Linked DNA regions of Homo sapiens: region 1 is linked to region 2. A link is a contact called in ENCODE Hi-C or POLR2A ChIA-PET data. All regions are on one chromosome and are shown on one strand. Each heading gives the region's core, a stretch centred on a gene start or an enhancer-like site at or near the end of the contact. The rest is flanking DNA. Distances are from core to core; before and after follow the strand shown. Region 1 has its middle 34 kb from the start of CABCOCO1. Region 2 overlaps ARID5B (AT-rich interaction domain 5B).

Region 1 (5,804 bases), core at 1,608-4,107, 410 kb before region 2:
AACACTAGCCTGATTTCCCTGTGGTTGTCTCCTTGATACTATCTGGGTCTCATTGGAAAAGACACTTCCTCACAAGGACCACTCAGAGAAATGGTCACCATCCTCAGGCATTATTGCATCCCCGCTTGCCTGGCTTCACAGCCCTCACTGCTGTTTGATGGTATCTCGGTCATTTCTTTGTCTCCCTGCTGCTTACTGTCTGCCTCCCCCAGTCTAGAATATAAGCCCAGTGAGGGCAGGAATTTTGTCTTATTTACTGCTGAGAATAGTGTCTGAAGCATATTTTTGCTGAATAAGCATGTGTTGAGTGCCTGCTATGGACAAATATGAGGGTAAGCTCTCTAGATGGATTACCTTATTGAATACTTCCCCCAATTTTTGAGGTGGGTAAAGTCAGTATCCCTGTGTACACAGAGGGAATATGAAACAGAACAGTTAAGTCACTTGCCTGATCAGATGGCAATTGAATGATAATGTCTGTAATTTATAAACCAAGTCTATTGAGGTATAATTTATTGACAGTAAGATGTTCCCATTGTAAGTGTGAAGACAAACAGGTTTTGACAAATCTATGCACCTGTGTAAACACAATTAAAATATAGACTATTTTCATCAACCCAGAGGGTTCCCTTCTTCCGTTTCCAAAGTTGCCTCCCACCAACCCTGGTCTCTGGCAATAAATGATCTGCTTTCTGTCATTATAGATTTAATACAGTATGTACTTCCTTGTGACATCTGTAGTTAAACTCTTATTAGAAACAATACTTGGCTACTTTGTCCCGAAAGTCATTTCTAAAGTTGCCATTGTCTTTGATGCAGGAACAGGTGACATTCAGAAGTTTAGATCAAAATTCTATATATTCCAAAATTTTTATAATAAAGGCTAATTATGCCAACGTGTATATAAATTAATAAAAATAGGCCAAGTGCAGTGGCTCACGCCTGTAATCCCTGCACTTTGGGAGGCCAAGGTGGACGGATCACCTGAAGTTGGGAGTTCAAGACCAGCCTGACCAACATGGAGAAACCCCATCTCTACTAAAAATACAAAATTAGCCAGGTGTGGTGGTGCATGCCTATAGTCCCAGCTATTCAGGAGGCTGAGGCAGGAGAATTGCTTGAACCCGGGAGGCAGAGGTTGCAGTGAGCCAAGATCGCACCATTGCACTCCAGCCTGGGCAACAAGAGCGAAACTCCGTCTCAAAAAACAAAAATTAATAAAAATATACCAGCCATAACTTATTTAAGTTGAAAAACACTCAAAAATGAAACAAACTAGATTCAAATTCTGGTTTTGCCTCTTACTAGGTTTTGTGGCTTTGGACTAGTTTTTCACATACCAAGCCTGTTTTCTCATCTGCATGAAAAATAGAGGTTATTATAAACACGTGGCAGAGATGGTAAAAGGTTATGAGAGATCATGTAATTAACATAAAGCGCAAGTGTCTACACATAACAGGCCATTGATAGCCATAGTGCACTATTCTTTCTATTCCAGAAGCTGGACCATACTGCCTTAAATTATTTTCAAAGTATCACAATTGCCTATGGAGACTCAGGCATCTCTGTAAAGTAGATTAAGTAATTATCCCTCAGATTGTTCAGATGGAGAAGCCAAAGCAAAGAACAGTCAAAGCAACTTCCACAGGCTGCAAACAGAGTTGTTGGCAGAGTAAGGTCAAGAACTCAAGATTTTTCTAAAGAATCTCAAAGTAATTCATGTACTTTATTCATTGCCACTATAGTCCTGCTAAGCTGGTAGGAGGAAACTGCTGTCACTGCATTTGGTAAATGGTGAATCTAAGACATATGAATGCTAAATGACCTATAAGAATTATTAATGTTAAACAATGACAGAGCAAGGACTAAAACCTTAGCCTATGGATCTGCCATTTTCTTAACACTGAACTTCCCTATCCCACAAACTTTTAAACTGGAGCTCTACAAAAATGAATTACTGATCAGCACACTCAGAAAAAAAAAATGAAGAGAACAGAGAGACAGAAGGGAAATGGAAAGAACTCTTAGGAAATTTGACGGAATAAAGATAAACACTGAAAATGGTAGAAGTTGTGAATATGGCCCATATGTTCTTCTGGAGCCTGAAATTACCAAGACAAATAGGTGGGAATATATGACTGCTAGACAGACAATGTACCAGAGATATCCATCTAGGGATATAGTAATCAAAGTGTTATCAAGAAACGTGTCTTCAGGATCATGGAGAATATGCTATTCTGATGATGACTCAGAAATTTCAAAATTCTTGGTTTGTGCCTGCATAAAATGAGTTATTGGCTTGAAACAGAACAGAGAAGACAGACTTGCAATGCAGAAAATATTTTACTCCTTTTTAACTAGCTCTTTGCAAAAGAATGTTATGATAGTTGGTGAAGAAGCACTTTCTAAAATAAGAATATCTGTTTTGGGCACAGAACAATTCTTAATATTTCCATGTTTTAAAAGCAGTAGTTTTCCAGCACTGTTTAAAAATTAATAACTATGATGTTCCAGAATTCTTGTGCCTCCTTTCTGAAGACAGACTGGGGAGGAGGCTTTTGCCGATATTAAGTCATGAGCTATATAAGGCATACCTCTTGAATACTTGCTGGCACTGACTTAATTCTACTGTCTACATGATAACCTACATTTTTTTCCCCTTTAAGATACAGCAGAGTGAAGGCAATACCTTTATCTTTTTGATGGAGATAGAGAATTTCATTTTCTAGAGAGATACTTTCTGAGAATTTCTAAGGACACTTAATTCCCAGGAGGGCTTAATGAACACCACAGGTCAAGGACAATTTAAATATGTCAAGCACAATTTAAGAACAGTCCTGCCTAGAGGCAGAATGACACATCTTAGTGGGAGGTGTTTGAATTATGCTGGAATTCAGAACATGCGATGACGCACTATAGTATTTACTTCAGTTCTTTCCTACCCCTGACTCTTAAGTAATCAAAAGAGAAAAACAACATTTCACGTTTCTTCATGCTTGGGCTGTGTGGGCTGTGTGGGCTGTGTGGGCTCTGTGTGTGTGTGTGTGTGTGTGTGTGTGTGTGTATTGGAGAGAGAATGTCTTCCCTCCTTATGGAAGTAGCATGACACTCTTAGAGTTTGAGCTTCAGAGTTCAACTTTCACAATTGGTCTAAGACAGAAAAGATAACTGGAAAAAGATAGATACTTAGCAAAACTGAAAAATCAGCAAAAAGAATCAACAATGTCTTTTTATGGGACCACAGGTACCCTTCTTCCCCAGTGTGTGACTTTGTGAAATCTCTTATATATGCTCTGTTTTCCCCAACCTAACGACCACACTCCACCACTTCACCCACATTAAATGGCACCCCATCCAAAAACCATAAACTTGAACTTTCCTGAGCTCTTGTTAAAGGATTGAACTAGGCCCTTTCCCCTTCAAGGCACAATGGCATGTGATTGCAAATGTATCCAATTTGGCTTGCATAGCATCTTGTCAGATCCGATTCAGTGCCACTCATTAAAAACAAAGAGTGCTCACCTCTAATCTGAATTTTGTACTTTTTGAGAAGAACTGGAAGATCTGAAGATACTGGGCTCACCATCCTGAAAGGCAACAGCCTCCAAGAGAGGAGTCTCTCCTGCCCCTTTAGACAGGTCATGCGCATTGCTGTTTACCAACTTCCCAGAGGGCTCCCTCTATGTTTGTTACTGTTGACTGCAGGGAGGGGTGCGTGGTTAGGGACTTTCAGTCAATGCCAGCATGTGGCCCATGAGAACAGAGAGGGTGGCCCCCCTTTAGAAGCACAGAGGGGAGCGGGGTGCAGTAATGTGCACATGTAGCTCTAGTCACTTGCTGGGAGGGAGACTGAGGCCGGAGGATCATTTGAACACAGGAGTTCAAGGCCAGTCGGACAACATAGTGAGACCCAGTCTTTAAAAAAAGTTATATATAAAAATAAAGAAAAAAAAGGTTATACAGAAGCACAGAGAGGAGTCGAGAGGCCTGGTGAAGTTGCCTCTCATGCTGCAAGGTGTGTCACTGCTGGCTGTACACCTATAGGCACAACTAAGTGTCCACAGATTGGGGGAGTTCTTTTTTTGTTTGTTTTGTTGTTTTATCATAGAGAAAAAACTAAACTCAAATAACCAAAGAAATCCAAGACCAAAACTGCCCATATCCCCATCATCTAAACAAAGCAGTGCTGGTTTTTGTGTTGTTGTTGTTTTTTTTTTTTTTTTGAGAAGGAGTTTCACTCTTGTCACCCAGGCTGGAGTGCAATAGCACAAATGCAACCTCCACCTCCCAGATTCAAGCAATTCTCCTGCCTCAGCCTCCTGAGTAGCTGGGATTACAAGTGTGCGCCACCACACCTGGCTAATTTTTGTATTTTTAGTAGAGATGGGGGTTTCACCACGCTGGTCAGGCTGGTCTCGAACCCCTGACCTCAGGTGATCCACCCACATCAGCCTTCCAAAGTGCTGGGATTATAGGTGTGAGCTACTGCACCCAGCCCAGTGCTCTCTTTTAACCACGTTACCTTGAAACCATGTTCATAGGAACATTCAAAGATGACCTATTTGTGGCAATGTCGGAGGCCTGACTGTGATATATTGCATATGTTCCGTTTACATCACACTAGGAACCTATCATTTTCCACAGCTTTTTTATCCTTTTCTCCCCAAAGTACCTAAGGTAACCCCACAAACATGACAGCATCTATGCATCTATAAATGTAGATATAGGAGCATTTTGTTAGGAGAAAATGGGGTCCTGCTATATATATATATATATATATATATACTTCTCTGCAGCATGCTTTTCTCATGTAACAATACAACATAGATAAGAGGAAGTTTATGTCACTGAAAAACCCTTTGACAAAGTTTTACAGAGAGTCCCAGGAAGCCTTTTACCTCTTCATAGATGTTCTGTTAAGACCTCTTTGTCTGCTCCTAACTGATGAGCAGGTCCCCCTGAGGTGAGCAGACACACAGGAGTTAGACTCACCCCAGGCATGGCTCACTGGGAAAGCCATGTTATTAAAAGCCATGTTATTAAAAGTCAGATCGACCTAAGTTTGAATCCTTCCTCTGCCACTTACTGGCTCTGTCACCCTTGGGTGCAGTATTGTTTCAGACAGTAAGCTAGCTTGGAGCACCTCACCAAGGTGCAGCAGCTGAAGAGCTACTCAAACCTGATGCAGGCCCATACTCAATTAACTTACCCAGGACTTAGCCATAAGAAAAACTCAGAACATAAGCTAATGTTTTAATTCTAGCATACACATGAATGTTTCGTGTTATGAATTATTCTTATTTTGAATTATATAGGGGGGTTACCATAATCTTTTTGGTGTTTAGCTATTCTAAGGATCTTCATCATGCTCCATTTTGGGAGGCAGGGGTGGGTCTCTAATGAAATAAAGGCCTTTTTTGTCTCAAAAACAAGCTAATTAGCAGTTGGTCTCATGGTGCTATTGTGAAGACTGCAGGAGACAGATATATGAAAAGTGTTCTGCTCCATCCAGGCACAGTAGGTATTCCATAATATTCTCTTCAGAGTACAGTCCCTGTTGCCTTCCCATTTCTGCCCATTTTCCCCACCAATAGCCCTCAAGGTTTGACTCCTGAAAGCACCTTCCTTAGTAAAGTTTTCTTTTTCTCTCTCTTTCCCTTATCTTCTTCAAATCCTTCACAAAGTTATCATTATTTTCCACACTTACTGATATCCTGATCTCCACTGCAAGTCTGAAAGCTCCTTGAAGGAAGGAACTGGTTTGCAGGCACTGGACAAAGAAAAAGAAGCCTCCAAGTCTAAAT
Region 2 (5,559 bases), core at 2,858-5,357:
TTTATGAAATTTCTAGGCTATCCCATTACTGGGAACTTTGAACTGCAGATCAATCTCCTATTTTATTGATCTTTGTTAAAAATCTTTATTGGAATTTAAATGTAATCTCTACATTACAGATTTGCTCAGACTTTCATCGGTAGGCACATTTTTTTAGGCAGCTCTGCAGAGATGGGGTTCCTTAAAAAAGGAATCCTCACCAGGCAGTCTGCCATCTTCCCCAGGGAAATTTTTTCTCCTAGGTGTTGCTGACTTTTTCTTGTTGTAGGGGCTCTCTAGGAGAGCCAGTAGCCCGGTGGGCTTGAGAGTCTTGGCAAAACAGGTGAGATCTGTGTGTCCACAGACAAGGTGGGTTTCTGTTAGGTATTTAGGTGTTTGACAATAGCTGGGTCTCAGAGTTACACAGTGGGCATTACAATGTGGGTGTATATGTCTTCCCCTTATTAATGGTGATGGTGACCTAGGGAAGGTGCTGGAGATAGGAAGGTGAACCATCAAGGATAGCCTAGCCACCTGGCCCTCTTTAGCGGCATTTATGTTCTCCAGTGGGATGAGCAGTCAGTGCAGTTTAACAAACATTTACCAGACTCTACTAAGTAGTACCAGACACTGATTTCAAAACATGACACAGAGGGAGGCATTTGTTTAGTAAACGTTTATTGAACACCTACTATAATGATGCTACAGTGATCAAGACCAACATAATCTCTTTAGACTGTGGTAAGGTACACTAACCAGATGATTTCAGTACAGGGTGCCAGGTGCCAGGATCAAAGCATGCTTGTTTTTTGCATTTTTTCAAATTTGTTATTAATTATTTTAAGACGGAGTCTCACTCATTGCCCAGGCTGGAGTGCAGTGGCACAGTCTTAGCTCACTGCAACCTCCACCTCATGGGTTTAAGTGATTCTCCTGTCCCAGCCTCCCGAGTAGCTGCGATCACAGGCGTCTGCCACCATGCCCAGCTAATTTTTGTATTTTTTAGTAGGGACGGGGTTTCACCATGTTGGCCAGGCTGGTCTCAGTGTGAGCCACCACGACCAACCCAAAGCATACTTTGTACAGGTATTGACAAGGGTTTTCTCACCCAGCTGGAGATGAGGGAGAGTAAGGAAGCTTTTTGTTTTGTTTTGTTTTGTTTTGGCTGGGGGTGGAGACAGAGTCTCGATCTTGTCACCCAGGCTGGAGTGCAGTGGCACGATCTCGGCTCACTTCATGTTCTGCCTCCCACGGTCAAGCAATTCTCCTGCCTCAGCCTCCCAAGTAGGTGGGATTACAGGCGCCCGCCACCATGCCCATGTAATTTTTGTGTTTTTAGTAGAGACGCGGTTTCACTGTGTTGGCCAGGCTGGTCTTGAACTCCTGACCTGAGGTGATCCACCCACCTCAGCCTCCCAAAGTGCTGGGATTACGGGCGCGAGCCACTGCACCTGGCCAAGGAAGCTTTTAAGCGAGGAGTTAGGGCAGGAGGGAGAAAAGCTAAAAAAGAAAAGGTATCGATGTCAGAGGAAGCCCAGGAACAAAGGCACACAGGTATAAAGCTGTGTAATGTGCTTGGGACCTCTGAGGCATGAGTTACTGCTAGAAGGTGAGGACGATGCTCCCTAGCACAGTGGCCTGTGGTCCATTTCTTCTTGATCCCAGAGGTCCTGAGTTCCCAAAGCCCTTCCTCACCCCCAGGAGGGCTCCTTTGTTTTTTCAGCCCAGCCTAGCAAGCAGGTGGCGGTTGTTGACGCCCAATGCCAGAGCACTTTCCTGATGGCTTTGCAAGTGTTTTGCTGCTAGTACCTCACATTTGGGTCTGAGCAAACAGCTGGGAGTATGGTGCACAGAAGTCCTGCCAGAAGGACCTGCGCTTCATGCACTCCAAGTGAGCTTTCTTGCTTGTATGTTTTGGCATATGAACACAGTGGGAATGTCCTTGTCAGCTCCCATTTGACTTTATTAATTACAGTTCCTTGGAAAGTGTGTTTCAGTAACATGGTCTTGGGATGACAGGGCTCACCCTGCAGAGACCCAAATGGAGGTATTCAGGGCCCATTGAAAAACCATCTGCTGCCAAGGCTCTGCTGCTGATCTCATGCAACAGAAACCAGAGTCTGTCGCAGCTCTGCTACTCACTGGGTGACTCTGGGCGAGTGGCAGGCTCTCTGGTCCTGTCTTTTCTGATGTGGAGAATGACTAGCTGGTGCCCGAGGTTTTCCTAAAGCTATGGAATTCCATCATTTTATAAATGACTCCAATGACGAATCCTACTGGCATAACATCTATGGTTTCACCAACTCTTAGCAGTGATCTTTGGTTCCAGATTCATGTGAAAAGCCAAGAACCGCTTTCCACAATTTGTCTTGTCATGACTCTCCGGCTCCATATTTTAAGAAGCAGTCTACACTAGCCCTTGAATCTAGACTCTAATTTTTTAAGATACAAAGGAAATCATTAAGCCCCAGAATATTAGTAGAATATACGGCAATATGGATCAAGTAATCCAAAGTATTAGCAATGTTGCAAGAGGCTGTCACCTAGCAGCTCTGTATTATGTTTCCAGGCCCTCCCCCACTCATTTCCCTGAGCCCCGAGGCTGTGGTTAATAACGTCAAAAGAATGTTTTAAAATTGCCCTTCTGTTGATTCCAGAGAGTTAGGGCCCTCACATGGTTAGAGTCCTGGGCTAAGAGTCAAATTCTAAATTTAATTCCAGCCTCTATGAACATCTTAGTCCCATATTTCCTCACCATTTAGAGATGTTTCAGTTTTCCCATCTGCGAAATCGGCATAAGATGCCTTGCTCCACAGAAATACTTGTCAACAGCTTTGCCGTACACAAAGATTGGCATTGTATTGGGGCAAAATATCATTTTTCATTCCATAATAGGAATTAAACAAAAGCCCTTTGAGAACGCACCTTGTGTAAACGCCCTGTGCTTAAAAGCCTGTGAATTTCAGAGGTCAGCAAAAACCGCCCCCCTTCTTTATTATTTTTCTTAAAGCTAAACAAGGGTAACTAGGGAATTCATTTTGGAATATAAAGACATGAAAGAAAGGGTATTTCAGCTTGCACAATAGTACAAAGAAGAACAAGAGTTGTCATGTTTTGCTAAAGAACTCCCAGCTGTTTAATTTTATAGTAAAATTACTTTAAGAACTTTGCTAATTCAAAGACAAAATCAAACAACTGTTGTTGCAAAACTGAACTTCCACATTTGAGTGGAAAAGCCAATTTGAGATTAATCTGCCCCTAAAATCATATTATAAAAATACAGAGCATTTCTGTAATGCTGGTTGGAGGAGTGGCTTTTATCTGAAGAGAAGACACATAAAAGAGAAAAATGGTACATTTACTGGTAGTAAGATTTAAAAAAGTAGTTTATGTTCTCATGTACTTTGCCCTGACTTCTCCCCCAGCTTTCTCTTAAGCTCTTCAGTCTGTTTTAATACCAGGTTTGTTTGCTTTCTGGGGATGGGCCTGTTAGGCAGGAAATTGTTGAAAGGCATACAGCAGAAATTTTAAATGGTGTTTTTAAAAGATAAATACCCAATTGGGTAACTGACTATTAAATTTGGAGTTCAGAATTTTTTAAAATTTTATTTTTAGACAATATAGAAAGATAAATTCTGTACCTATACTTGGTTCTATAAGTCCCACATGTTGCCTATTGTCAGAAACAAACTGTTCCTTATTTAAAAAAAAAAAAAGAAAAGAAAAAAAGCCAGTTTTTCTTCCATATTAGGGAATTATTCAGACTTCTTTCCTTGGTTCCTATAATTCCAAACCAGTTGGAACATCAGTCTATTTTTGGTTTAAAGGAGCTTTTAAAATGTGAGCATGATTTTTTTAAGTTTCTAAATCTCATAAAAATCAATTTGCCACATATATAGCAGCTATGGTTGTAAATATAGTGAAGTCATTGTATTGCAGAAAGACAAAGTTCTAATTTCCATATTACAAACCCCACCTACCCCACCTTGTCCAATCTCCACATAAGAGGGCTGAAAATGTAAATTCTAAAACATATAAAACAACATAAGGTTGTCATTTGTGGCTGTTTCTATCCAAGATGAATGTTGTCACCTGTATTGGAGTAAACTCTTTTGTTAGTTTCTGCGGGTTTTTTTGGTCGTCCCACCGCATCCCATCGACTCACCACGAGAGGGCAATGGAGCGTTTGCTTTCAGCTAACAAAGCTAGAAATGGTTTTAATATCAGCTAAGTGTTTGAACTTGTTAAGGATTTATTTCTCCACCTTCCGATTGCCATACATGCAGCCTCCGAGTTTCCACTAACAGCGAATAATGATCCAAATAAAGTTATTCTGAGGGAAAATATAGACAGACTGGTGCAGACAAGAGCTTTTGCCCAAATAAGGATCCCTTTTGTGCAGACCCCATGTGTTAGATAACCATCAACTGACAGTTGCTCATGAGTTAATAATGTTGGATGCTGAAATATGCATACCATGTGCTATAAAAGAGTTTGGAGGACAAAGACAAATACTTCTATAGTTAGATATCAGAAACATACCAGAGGTGTGCAGATTGCTTCGTGGTACATAGGTTGAAACCGCCCAATCATTTCATCAAAATTAGTACAATATAAGTATGATACAGTAGAATGTATGATATTGATTGCATGTTTCATTGATGTTGCAGAAATTTTGGTCTAAGCCTTTCTGCATGTTACTGCCTTAAATGCTACAGCAACTACTGCCTTCTAAGAAAAGAAAATATTTCCTAAGCTTCTTTCTATAGCCACCATTGTTGCTCTTTTATTTTTACCATAGGAACCCATTTTACCATGTGTGTGCAGCCTTTTGATTGGCATGTAGTGTTTGGAGGGCTGTTAATGTCTAGTTAGGTTTCTGTGTTGCTGCTGCCACAGGAATCAAAAAGTGAGGAGGTGGAGGGAATCAGCTTTGATTTTGGCTACTATAACAAGTTGTTTGGGAGGATGGGACACAGGGCAAACTGAGCACCGGGCAGCCGCCTTCTCAGTGATGCCTGATGGTTTTTTGGTGCTAAGAATGATTGCGGAAAGAATGTTTCTCCTCCCTGCCCCCAGAGTTCAAACCTTTTTGTTCTGTTCAACTTTTCTGGGCTTATTGGAATGCCAGTCTTCAATGAATAATCTCATATTTTGTCATAAATGGGACCTGAAGCAGGTTGGCAAAGCCAATGAGGCTATGCCCCTGCATTTAGGCCTGACTGTAACTGACCTCTCTATTTATTCTCAGATGAAATGTCCAAAAAGTCAGACCATTAACTTACTCAATAGTTGGAGATTAAGAAGTGTCTACTTCCAAGCAACTAAAATCACTCCAGCTCCATTTTCTCCTATTCAGTTTGTACTGGATGATGAAAATGGCTTACATTATACCCGACCCATATTGACAGCAGGAGAGAACAAGTCATGAAATAAATAATTAGCTAGTTCCTTCCCCTCTCTCTCTCCATTCTCACTCTCTCTCTCTTTCTGTCTCTTCTCCAGTCTGTTGTCAAAGCTTAACATTTACTTTGACATCTTAGTTAAGAAAGTTAATGAAATAACATCTTCATCAGGGCC

What was found. Hi-C counts contacts between places; a loop is a spot of excess contacts on that map. ChIA-PET counts read pairs that join two places held with the same protein, here RNA polymerase II (POLR2A). Pooled maps may share reads with other maps.
Region 1: a loop to region 2 is called in a pooled map, with 2.1 times the contacts of the local background. The contact joins two enhancer-like sites. A Hi-C loop is called at or near these places in 3 of 50 pooled maps. POLR2A ChIA-PET finds 5 or more read pairs at or near these places in 2 of 52 experiments (MCF 10A and PC-3).

Annotation. Positions count from the first base shown.
Region 1 is chr10:61,626,119-61,631,922 of GRCh38, forward strand. No RefSeq gene overlaps it. Among named protein-coding and RNA genes, the nearest start is that of CABCOCO1, 34 kb to the right of the region's middle. Within about 2 kb of position 2,858, at least 6 of the 41 ENCODE cell types and tissues checked have a DNase peak (open chromatin) inside an H3K27ac peak, as active enhancers do.
Region 2 is chr10:62,034,689-62,040,247 of GRCh38, forward strand. The region is part of intron 4 of ARID5B (AT-rich interaction domain 5B); the gene reads left to right. Among named protein-coding and RNA genes, the nearest start is that of ARID5B, 140 kb to the left of the region's middle. Within about 2 kb of position 4,108, at least 25 of the 41 ENCODE cell types and tissues checked have a DNase peak (open chromatin) inside an H3K27ac peak, as active enhancers do.